Regions from separate parts of the Homo sapiens genome. Here all the other regions are linked to region 1. The links are chromatin contacts, found by Hi-C or POLR2A ChIA-PET in ENCODE. All regions are on one chromosome and are shown on one strand. Each heading gives the region's core, a stretch centred on a gene start or an enhancer-like site at or near the end of the contact. The rest is flanking DNA. Distances are from core to core; before and after follow the strand shown. Region 1 has its middle 180 kb from the start of JARID2-DT. Region 2 has its middle 400 kb from the start of JARID2-DT. Region 3 holds the start of JARID2-AS1 (JARID2 antisense RNA 1).

Region 1 (3,154 bases), core at 271-2,770:
TAATAATTTTATCAAATCTCATCCGACTTATATGTTTCTTAAAAGACAAGTGGAATCCAACCCCAATAGAAAAACCTAACTGACGGTAAATCTAGAAAATTCTGGTAAATCTGGTAAATGCTGGTAAATCTTAGAAAATTCTTTTTTTTTTTTTTTTGAGGCGGAGTCTCACTCTTTTGCCCAGGCTGGAGTGCAGTGGCGCAATCTTGGCTCACTGCAAGCAAGCTCCGCCTCCGGGGTTCACGCCATTCTCCTGCCTCAGCCTCCCAAGTAGCTGGGACAACAGGCGCCCACCACCACACCCGGCTAATTTTTTGTATTTTTAGTAGAGACGGGGTTTCACTGTGTTAGCCTGGATGGTCTCGATCTCCTGACCTCGTGATCCGCCTGCCTCGGCCTCCCAAAGTGCTGGGATTACAGGCGTGAGCCACCGCGCCCAGCCAAATCTTAGAAAATTCTGTCATTGATTTTATTTTTTCCTGAAAAGTGAAAAAAGACTCTGACTGCTCAATTTTAATAGCGGAGTATCTTTTGAAACAATAACGTGATAATAAATTTGCAGCTGCGTGTGGTGGCTCATGCCTGGAATCCAAGCAATTTGGGAGGCTGAGGTGGGAGGATTGCTTGAGCCCAGGAGTTTGAGACCAGCCTGGGCAACATAGGGAGACCCTGTCTCTATATTGAAAAAATTTTTATTTTAAATATAAAAAAAATAAGTAAGGGCTGGACTCAGTGGCTCATGCCTGTAATCCCAGGACTTTGGGAGGCAGAGGTGGGTGGGTTGCTTGAGTGCAGGAGTTCAAGACCAGCCTGGGCAACATGGTGAGACTCTGTCTCCACTAAAAATACAAAATAATTAGCCTGGTGTGGTAGCGCTTGCCTGTAATCCCAGCTACTCAGGAGGCTGAAGCAGGAGAATCACTTGAACCCAGGAGCTGAAGGTTGCAGTGAGCCTGGATTGCGCCACTGCATTCCAGCCTGGGTGGGTGACTCTGACTCTTTCTCCAAAAAAAGAAAGAAAAAAAGAAAGTATATTTGAGAAGTATTATCCTAACAAATAAGTATTCCAGTATAAGTGATATTCTGACCTTAAAAAATAATATCTCTTCTCTATATGGGCTCATAAAAAATAATAAAAATACTATGACATTTGTATATCATCTTACTACTTACATGGAACTACCATATTGATTCTATTATTTGACCCTGAAAAGTAATGTCAGAAGCAATTATTATAATTATAACCATTTAAATGATGAGGCAAGTGAGAATGAGTTAGATTGTTCCCAGGCGTGCATCTTATTGGTAGAAGAGTTGGTGGACAGGCCCAGATCTGCCTTCCAAAACCCCACATGTAGGCTGGGTGGGGTGGCTTATGCCTGTAATCCCAGCACTTTGGGAAGCTGAGGTCACTTGAGCCCAGGAGTTCAAGGCTGCAGTGAGCTATTATTGCAGCACTGCATTCCAGTCTGGGTGACTGAGTGAATGAGATCCTGTCTCTAAAAAAGGGAAGTGCGTGCATGCGCGTGTGTGTGTGTGTTGAGACAGGGTTTCACTCATGCCACCCAGGCTGGAGTGCAATGGCACCATCTCGACTCACTGCAACCTCTGCCTCTGAGGCTCAATGGATCCTCCAACCTCAGCCTTCCAAGTAGCTGGGACTACAGGCTCATGCCACTGTACCTAGCTAATTTTTGTATTTTTCATGGTGATGGAGTTTCGCCATGTTGTCCAGGCTGGTCTCAAACTCCTAAGCTCAAATGATTGGCCCACCTCTGCCTTCCAAAGTGCTGGGATTACAAGCATGAGCCACCACACCCGGCAAGCTTCAATTGTGCTTCCAGGGCTCTTAAAGTATCTGTAGACCCAAGATGTCTGGGGGTGGAGGTGTGTGAGGCAGGGCCAGGAGGTAGCACCTCTGATGGGCCATGGTGATAAGATTGAGACCAGGGGAGGAATTAGGCCACATGCTAGCCTCTGGTCTCTGGTTGACTTTTCTTGTTTCATTTGCCCACGGCTGGTTATCCCAACTGCCTCTGACAAAGATTTTTCAGCGACCATAATCAGGCTGATCCCACAAATAAGCTCAAGCTAAGAATAAATGCAGCGCTGGGGAACATGAACATGAACATGAGCATTAAAACCAGGATCATAGTCACCACAGGCCCATAGTTCCATATCTGAAATCCTTGGAGCCACATGGCTTTCAGGACTCAGGGTGTTACCTACCACTGCTGGTGGACTCTCCTGCAGTATTGTGCAATCAAGCATCTTACTATTTCTGAAGCCAAAGGATAGATATGCACATGGAATGAGACAATGTCTATAAATAGGCTCATGTCAGTTCAGGCCAGGTCAGGCCTTGACATGCAATGAGTTATGTAGTAAGTTGTGGTTTGGGGAGCTTCTTGAATTTCAGCATTGTGGATAAGGAATAATAGACCCTTATCCGTGTAATGCCATCGTCACGCCATTTTCTCCTCATTACTCATCTCAAAGACAAAACATCTTCTTGCTGGAGTTCACAATCGCTAGTGTTCGATTCCTTAGAAGGACATGTGATGTCATCATTCTTGGGATGCCTCTTAATATGGGAAGGCCCAGTTTTTGACCCTGAAGAATTACCTTTAGATGTTCAGCTTAGGGAAGTGTGGCAAATGAGCAAGTTCTCAAGAACGGTTGGAATTTTGTAGACTGAGGGGCCTGGGCGGAGTCCCTCCATGTGACAGCTGTGGCAAGAGCAGGTGTTCACTTTCTATAAGGGACGGATCAGGGAGACAGATGGACTGCAGCACAAGCTTTGTGCCGGGAAGTCATGATTTGAGCTGGGTGACAGGCTGCCAGGATTATAAAATGAAGGGTTTGGGTTACATGTCTTAAACAACAAAAAATCACTGAAAGTTTTTGGGCAGAGACTGATGGAATAAAAATGAGTCCTAAGCTGGGCATGGTGGCTCATGTCTGTAATCCCAATAATTTGGAAGGCTGAGGTGGGAGGATCTTGAGTCCAGCAGTTTCAGACCAGACTGGGCAACATAGTGAGACCCCATCTCTACAAAAAATAACAGGACATGATGGTGCATGCCTGTGGTCCCAGCTACTCAGGAGGCCGAGGTGGGAGGATCGCTTGAGCCTGGGAAGTTGAGGCTACAGT
Region 2 (3,154 bases), core at 365-2,864, 220 kb after region 1:
AACAGCTTCTTAGTTATATTACCTCTTGAAGAGTGTACGTTACTTGAAACTCTCTTTTTTGGTTCCTCTGTCATCACTTTTTCTTGGTTTTCTTGATACTTCTCAGAACAATATTTTTGACTCCCTACAGGGCTCCTTTTCTCTCTATCCCTTCCTTCTTTTCCTTTCTTTCCTTTTCTTTTCTTTCTTTCTTTTTTGACAGGGTCCCACTCTGTCACTCAGCCTGGAGTGCAGGGGCACGATCATGGCTCACTGCAGCCTCTACCTCCTGGGCTCAATCCATCCTCCCACCTCAGTCTCCTGAGTAGCTAGGACCACAAGGTACATGCCACCATGCCTTGCTAATTTTTTTTTTTTTTTTGGATGGAGTTTTGCTTTTGTTACCCAGGCTGGAGTGCAGTAGTGCAATCTTGGCTTAGTGCAACCTCCACCTTCTGGGTTCAAGCGATTGTCCTGCCTCAGCCTCCCAAGTAGCTGGGATTACAGATGCCTGCCACCACACCCAGCTAATTTTTTGTATTTTTAGTAGAGACGGGGTTTCATCATGTTGGCCAGGCTGGTCTCGGACTCCTGACTTCAGGTGATCTGCCTGCCTCGGCCTCCCAAAGTGCTGGGATTACAGGCATGAGCCACCATGCCTGGCCTTTTTTGCATTTTTTGTCAAAGTCTCACTGTGTTGCCCAGGCTGGTCTTGAACTCCTGTGCTCAAGTGATCCTCCTGTCTCGGCCTCCCAACGTGTTGGGATTACAGGCAAGAGCCACCATGTCCATTGTTTCTCAACCCTTTAATCTTTTTTTTTTTTGGAATTCCATCCTTGGTTTTGTTTCCTACTCACTCTATTCTCTCTTCCTAAGTGATCTTATTCACTGGATGGTTTTAATTACTGGAAAATAAATTCTATGTGGGTTGAGATTTTATCTTCTTCACAGCTATATTTCCAGCACCCAGAAGAGTACCTAGTGTATCGTGGGTGCTCAGTAAAGAGTTTTTAAGAGGTTGAATGAATTGCCATTCATAGGCACAATCTAAATGTAACCCTAATAAAACCTAGTTGCCTTGAGTCCAGCTTAACACAGTGCAAATTAAAAGGAAACATAAATTTGACTACAGAATAAAGTATTTGTGAGTGCAGATGGGTAGAGCCTTTCTGGAAGGCAATCTGGCAATTCTTAGTTAAAATAAGTATGTGTACACTCTATGACTCAGTACTCACTTTCCTACTTATAAATCACAGAAAAAAAAATCTCCTATGGGTCTATAAAAGAACATGAATGAGGATGTTCATTCCAGTGTTATTTGTGGAAAAGAGAGTTGGAAGCAATTTGAACATCCTTCACTGAGGAATGTCAAATGAAATGTGGCAGATGTATAATAGGGACACCATGAAGCAATCGGAAGCAACTGGAATGAATAGCATGTAAACACAGCAGCACACATCAACCTCGAAAACATTGTTTCGTGGGATGAGGTAAGAAACATAATGCTCTCTTTTGCACAATGTCACTTACGTAAATTTAAAACATGCACAGCGGGTCGGGTGTGGGTGTGGTGGCTCACGCCTGTAATCCTAGCACTTTGGGAGGGCAAGGTGGGCGGATTGCTTGAGGTCAAGAGTTTGAGAACAGCTTGGCCAACATGGTGAAACCTCATCTCTACTAAAAATAGAAAAATTAGCTGGGTGTGATGACACATGCCTGTAATGCCAGCTACTCGGGAGGCTGAGGCAGGAGAATCACTTGGACCCAGGAGGCAGAGAGGTTGCAGTGAGCCTAGATTGCACCACTGCACTTCAGCCTGGGCAACAGAGCCAAACTCCATCTCAAGACCAGCCAGGCCAACATGATGAAACCCCATCTCTACTAGAAAAAAAAAAATACAAAAATTACCTAGACGTGGTGGCAGGTGCCTGTAGTCCCAGCTACTCGGGAGGCTGAGGCAGGAGAATTGCTTGAACTTGGGAAGCGGAGGTTGCAGTGAGCCAAGATCGCACCATTGCACTCCAGCCTGAGCAACAAAAGCAAAACTCCTCCTCAAGAAAACAAAAACAAAAAAACACAGAGCTGCAGAAAATATTCTAGCTCATGGTTTGAGTGCTATTTACATAGGTGTATACATACATGTAAATTCAACAAGCTGCATACTTAAGGTTATTTTGCTTTACTGTATCCATGTTATACCTGAATAAAAAATTAAAAAGTGCACATGAAATATTATATATAAGAAAAATTAACGAAATAGAAGGATACACATCAAACACATTAGAAAATGGCTTGTAGTGGGGAGGATGGAGATAAAAGGGAATGAATGAATAAATAAGTTAAAGAATTTCTTTTTAAAAATCAAAAATGGAGTTTTGCATGAACCAACATGAGAATGTGCCCTGGACTGAGAAGTCTGAGGTCTCTTCCATATATTTCATCTATTTGTCTATGAGTCTATCTATGGAATTATCTACACATTTTGTTGATGGTTCCCCAAACCATCCACAGCCCTACTCTCTTGTCTCAAGTCCAATTCTACATCTCCTGTTGCCTGTTAGGCACCCCGAACTGGAAGCTCTTGATTTGTGTCTTAAACACTAAAAACAGAACAAAACAAAACAAAACAAACAAAACCCCAAACCAAAAACACAACGTTAACTTCCTTGAGAGATGGTCTTTGCCAGCATATTGAAATCCTGCTTACTGCAGGAATCTAGGCATCTCTCCATATGCTCTAGGTTGGAGCAAAATTTTAGACCAGCAGCACCGGCATCACCTGAAAGCTTATCAGTAATGCAACATCTTAGGCCCCACCCCAGACTTACTGAATCACAACTCTTTTTTTTTTTTTTTTTTTTTTTTCTGAGACGGAGTCTCGGTCTGTCGCCCAGGCTGGAGTGCAGTGGCGCAATCTCTGCTCACTGCAAGCTCCGCCTCCCAGGTTCACACCATTCTCCTGCCTCAGCCTCCAAAGTAGCTGGGACTACAGGCGCCCGCCACCACGCCGGCTAATTTTTTTTTTTTTTGTATTTTTAGTAGAGACGGGGTTTCACCGTGTTAGCCAGGATGGTCTCGATTTCCTGACCTCGTGATCCTCCTGCCTCGGCCTCCCAAAGTGCTGGGATTACAGGCGTGAGCCACCGCGTCCGGCCCACAACTCTCTTTTTAACAA
Region 3 (3,154 bases), core at 338-2,837, 190 kb before region 1:
TTTTTCTTTGTAATTTTACGTAGTTGTAATTATAGTAAATCCTTTTGAAGCTTATAACAAAAACTTTTTCCAATTTTTAAATCATACACTTTCAAATCAGAAAATTAGATACTTAAAACTTACAGCCTAGTGGTACAAATTCTGCTTGAGCTGTCCTAGAAAATCAAACTGGCAATTTGTTTTCATGCTAACTACAGGAATTACTATCTTCATAAGGCAGAGATTCTCTATTTCAAACTGATACCTGATCAAATAGTGGTGAAGCCCCAGTATCCTATCTGTTATTCTCCCTAGGAATAACCAGGCAGTGGAATGATGGAAACGGCAGAAAATATCTCTAGAGCAAAACATGCAACTGTTTTTATTGTCCAAGTCGATTGGGGCTTTCAAAGGCAAATGTTTTCAGTTATTTAAGGTATTGCAGTGGGAGTCGTGCTCAACACAATTAAGACAGGATTACACTGCAACTTATGAGTTTCTCAAGGACATCATTTATTACGAAATATAACAATCATTTCTCCCAAAGCCTACTATCGACAATCGCACCCCCAACTCTGCTTTGCTAAGGTAATAAACTAAATGGCAACTCAGCAGGCATCCCGGGCTTTTGAGACCAATTGTGGGAAACGTGCTGCCTTCCACCAGCTCAAGTAATAATGCCACCTTACTTATAAAGAGGCATACTGTTTTACATCTTCCATGCACATGATCTTTTCAGTGACTTAGTTAAGTGGCAATGGCAGGTATTTTTCCATTTTACAAAAGAGAAAACAGAACGCCAGCCTCTGGTTTCCCTGCTCAGAAGAACTAAGCCCAGAGCACCTTGAGACTTAAAGGAGTCCTGTGCTCTTCTCAGTACATTTATCAATGACAAGTCTTCCTTTGGTCCAGCCCCCCAAAATAACAGTCAGTAGGTACAGAGCCGGCACAGCAAAGGAAAGCCCCCCCACCGTAGTACCACAAAGCTTCCAGAAAGAGCAACAGTTGCTGCTGTGCAGCATCATCATGAAAGGCATCCGGCCACATCCTGCTGAAGCACCCCTAACACGACTTCAAGTGACAAGGTGGCCAAATCCACAACGCGGTCCTCCAACAAAGCACAGCTTTCCCTGAATACTTTCATTTCTTTACATAAGCACTGGAGAGGGGACACATGCACCACGCTAGTAATGCAACACCATCAGGAGACCTGGAACAGAGGAAGTGAAAACATTCCTGCAGAAAGGAGGCGCCTCCTCCCCGCTCCCCGCTTCCCAAGTGGCATCAGAACAGGGTCCAGTGGCACTCCTTTGGGGACCTACGGCTCCCCGGCCCTCACCTGGTGGGAAGCGCGACGCTCCGGAGCGGAAGGCAGAGGCCGAGCGCATCTTCCTCCTCTTCCTCCTCCCACGCCGCAGCCCGGCTCTGCGGCAGCCCCCGCCCCCGCCCAGCTCCCTCCTCCCCCCGCCGCCCCGCCGCGCCTGGAGCCTCCCGCCCGACTTTTGACGTCACGGAGGAGGAGGGGAAGGTTCCACCCGAGCCCGTCCCTTTGTGACGTCACAATGACAACAGAGTGCGGCCGGGAGCGTCGGGGAACCGAGCGCCGCGGGGGGCGGAGGGAGGGAAGAAGGGCTGGGGCGCCGGCGCGCGGCGGGGGAAGAACCGGGGGGCGGAGAGGGGGCGCGCTGACGTCTCGCCGGCTTAACCTGTTGCTCTCGAGACTGCGTCGGAGCCCGCAGGCAGGGCCGCGGGAAGCCGGCCGGGCCGCCGCCGCCATGCTCGGCCGTGTGCGCGGTGGGGGGCGCCCGCTGCAGCTGTGCGCCGCGCGCCCCCTCCCCGGCACGCCCACGCCCCCGCCCCCGCTCCCACCCCCTCCCCGCGCGCTCTCCCCTCCCCGCGCCCCGCAGGCCGCGCCACCCCCGCGCCCCACCCGCCCTCCTGCCCGCCTGCAAGCCGGCCCGGGTAGACCGGTGCCCGCCTCGCGCGCCCGCCTAGAGCCCGGAGTATGCCCCCTATAGGCCGCGCGCGCGCGCCCGCCCGCCCAGCCCCGGCCCAGCCTGCCGCGACCCCCGCGGGCCGTCCCTTTCGCAGCCGGCTCGAGGACGTCGGGAACACCGGCTCTGCTCCCGGTGCATTAACTCGTGCCGTGCCTCCCGCAGCCGCCGCCAGCCACGGGCTTGCAGCCGGACGCCCGGACTCGGAGACACGATCCGCTGAACGCCCGCAATAAGAAAGAAAACCCACCCCACGCTGCTCTCCACCTCAACGAGGTCCGGAATGGGAGGCGGGGTGCGGTTCTCGTCCAAGTTCTACCCCATTTGCTTTGTGGCTGCATCCGAAACGGACGTGCCCCGGGAAGGCGTCCACGCTCCAAGACAAGGTTGCCTCAGTGCAGTTTCTACAGCCCGAGTTTAAACTAGTCCTTTGCATTCTACCCAGCCCTCTGCAATGCGGATGTATTTTAATTCTTAAATTCTTTATGGAACAGCTTTCTAAGTTGGGCTTGATTATTTAACCTTGCATTTCTTTCATAGTTGAAGTTGACGTGTCTAGATAAGGATCAGCTCTCTTGAAGAGGCATTCAGCTTTTCCATTAAATATATTTTTTTACAAAACCAGTGCCCCGAAGGTCATCTCTCATTACACACACCACAATGATCAAAAAGGGAAAATATTAACACCAATTTGTCTACCCAACTTAAATAAACTTTCCTCTTACGTTGCATTATTCCTAAGGTATGTTCATTTGGCCTTTTTTGAAAAAAAAAAAGAGTTATTTAATTTAAAGCATGCAGCTAATCACAGATCACTCGAGTGCATATTTGGTTAATCCCTCGGTCCCCCTTTCCTCCCTCCCCTCAAACTTAAAAAAAAAAAAAAGCCACCACACACAAAACAAAAACACTCCCCATGCCAATCAAAACGTAGCTGTACTATGCACAAAACAAATTTAACTATTCCAAGCCATTTAAATCTAGGAATAATCACCCAATTTCAGAAGCCCAGTTAACAGGGAGAAATTATTTGTAGTTACTTACATATGCATTCACGTACACACTTAAAAACATTAGCCATAGTGTGTGTCCTTTTCCCCTACAACTGGAAACCATGAATTTTTTAAACAAAACCAGCCTCATTATTAAAGTCAATCCCAACAAATGCATTCGCTGTAACA

What was found. A loop is a pair of places that touch in the nucleus more often than their neighbours do. ChIA-PET counts read pairs that join two places held with the same protein, here RNA polymerase II (POLR2A). Pooled maps may share reads with other maps.
Region 2: a loop to region 1 is called in a map of gastrocnemius medialis, with 18 times the contacts of the local background. The contact joins two enhancer-like sites. A Hi-C loop is called at or near these places in 2 of 168 maps with a recorded cell type or tissue (MCF 10A and gastrocnemius medialis). POLR2A ChIA-PET finds 5 or more read pairs at or near these places in 2 of 52 experiments (activated B cell and naive thymus-derived CD4-positive, alpha-beta T cell).
Region 3: a loop to region 1 is called in a map of mammary epithelial cell, with 16 times the contacts of the local background. The contact joins the promoter of JARID2-AS1 here to the enhancer-like site in region 1. A Hi-C loop is called at or near these places in 8 of 168 maps with a recorded cell type or tissue (CD14-positive monocyte, IMR-90, MCF 10A and 4 more) and 13 of 50 pooled maps. POLR2A ChIA-PET finds 5 or more read pairs at or near these places in 5 of 52 experiments (AG04450, GM10248, HEK293 and 2 more).

Annotation. Positions count from the first base shown.
Region 1 is chr6:15,061,971-15,065,124 of GRCh38, reverse strand. No RefSeq gene overlaps it. Among named protein-coding and RNA genes, the nearest start is that of JARID2-DT, 180 kb to the left of the region's middle. Within about 2 kb of position 1,520, at least 6 of the 41 ENCODE cell types and tissues checked have a DNase peak (open chromatin) inside an H3K27ac peak, as active enhancers do; they include CD14-positive monocyte, gastrocnemius medialis, mammary epithelial cell and 1 more, where a contact is called at or near this core.
Region 2 is chr6:14,840,396-14,843,549 of GRCh38, reverse strand. No RefSeq gene overlaps it. Among named protein-coding and RNA genes, the nearest start is that of JARID2-DT, 400 kb to the left of the region's middle. Within about 2 kb of position 1,614, at least 2 of the 41 ENCODE cell types and tissues checked have a DNase peak (open chromatin) inside an H3K27ac peak, as active enhancers do.
Region 3 is chr6:15,247,129-15,250,282 of GRCh38, reverse strand. It overlaps JARID2-AS1 (JARID2 antisense RNA 1), which reads left to right and starts at 1,587. Exons shown (of 2, transcript NR_120502.1): 1 at 1,587-1,773; 2 at 2,139-2,468. All of the region lies in intron 1 of JARID2 (jumonji and AT-rich interaction domain containing 2), which reads right to left. RefSeq lists an enhancer at 332-1,173 and silencers at 1,362-1,841, 1,962-2,021.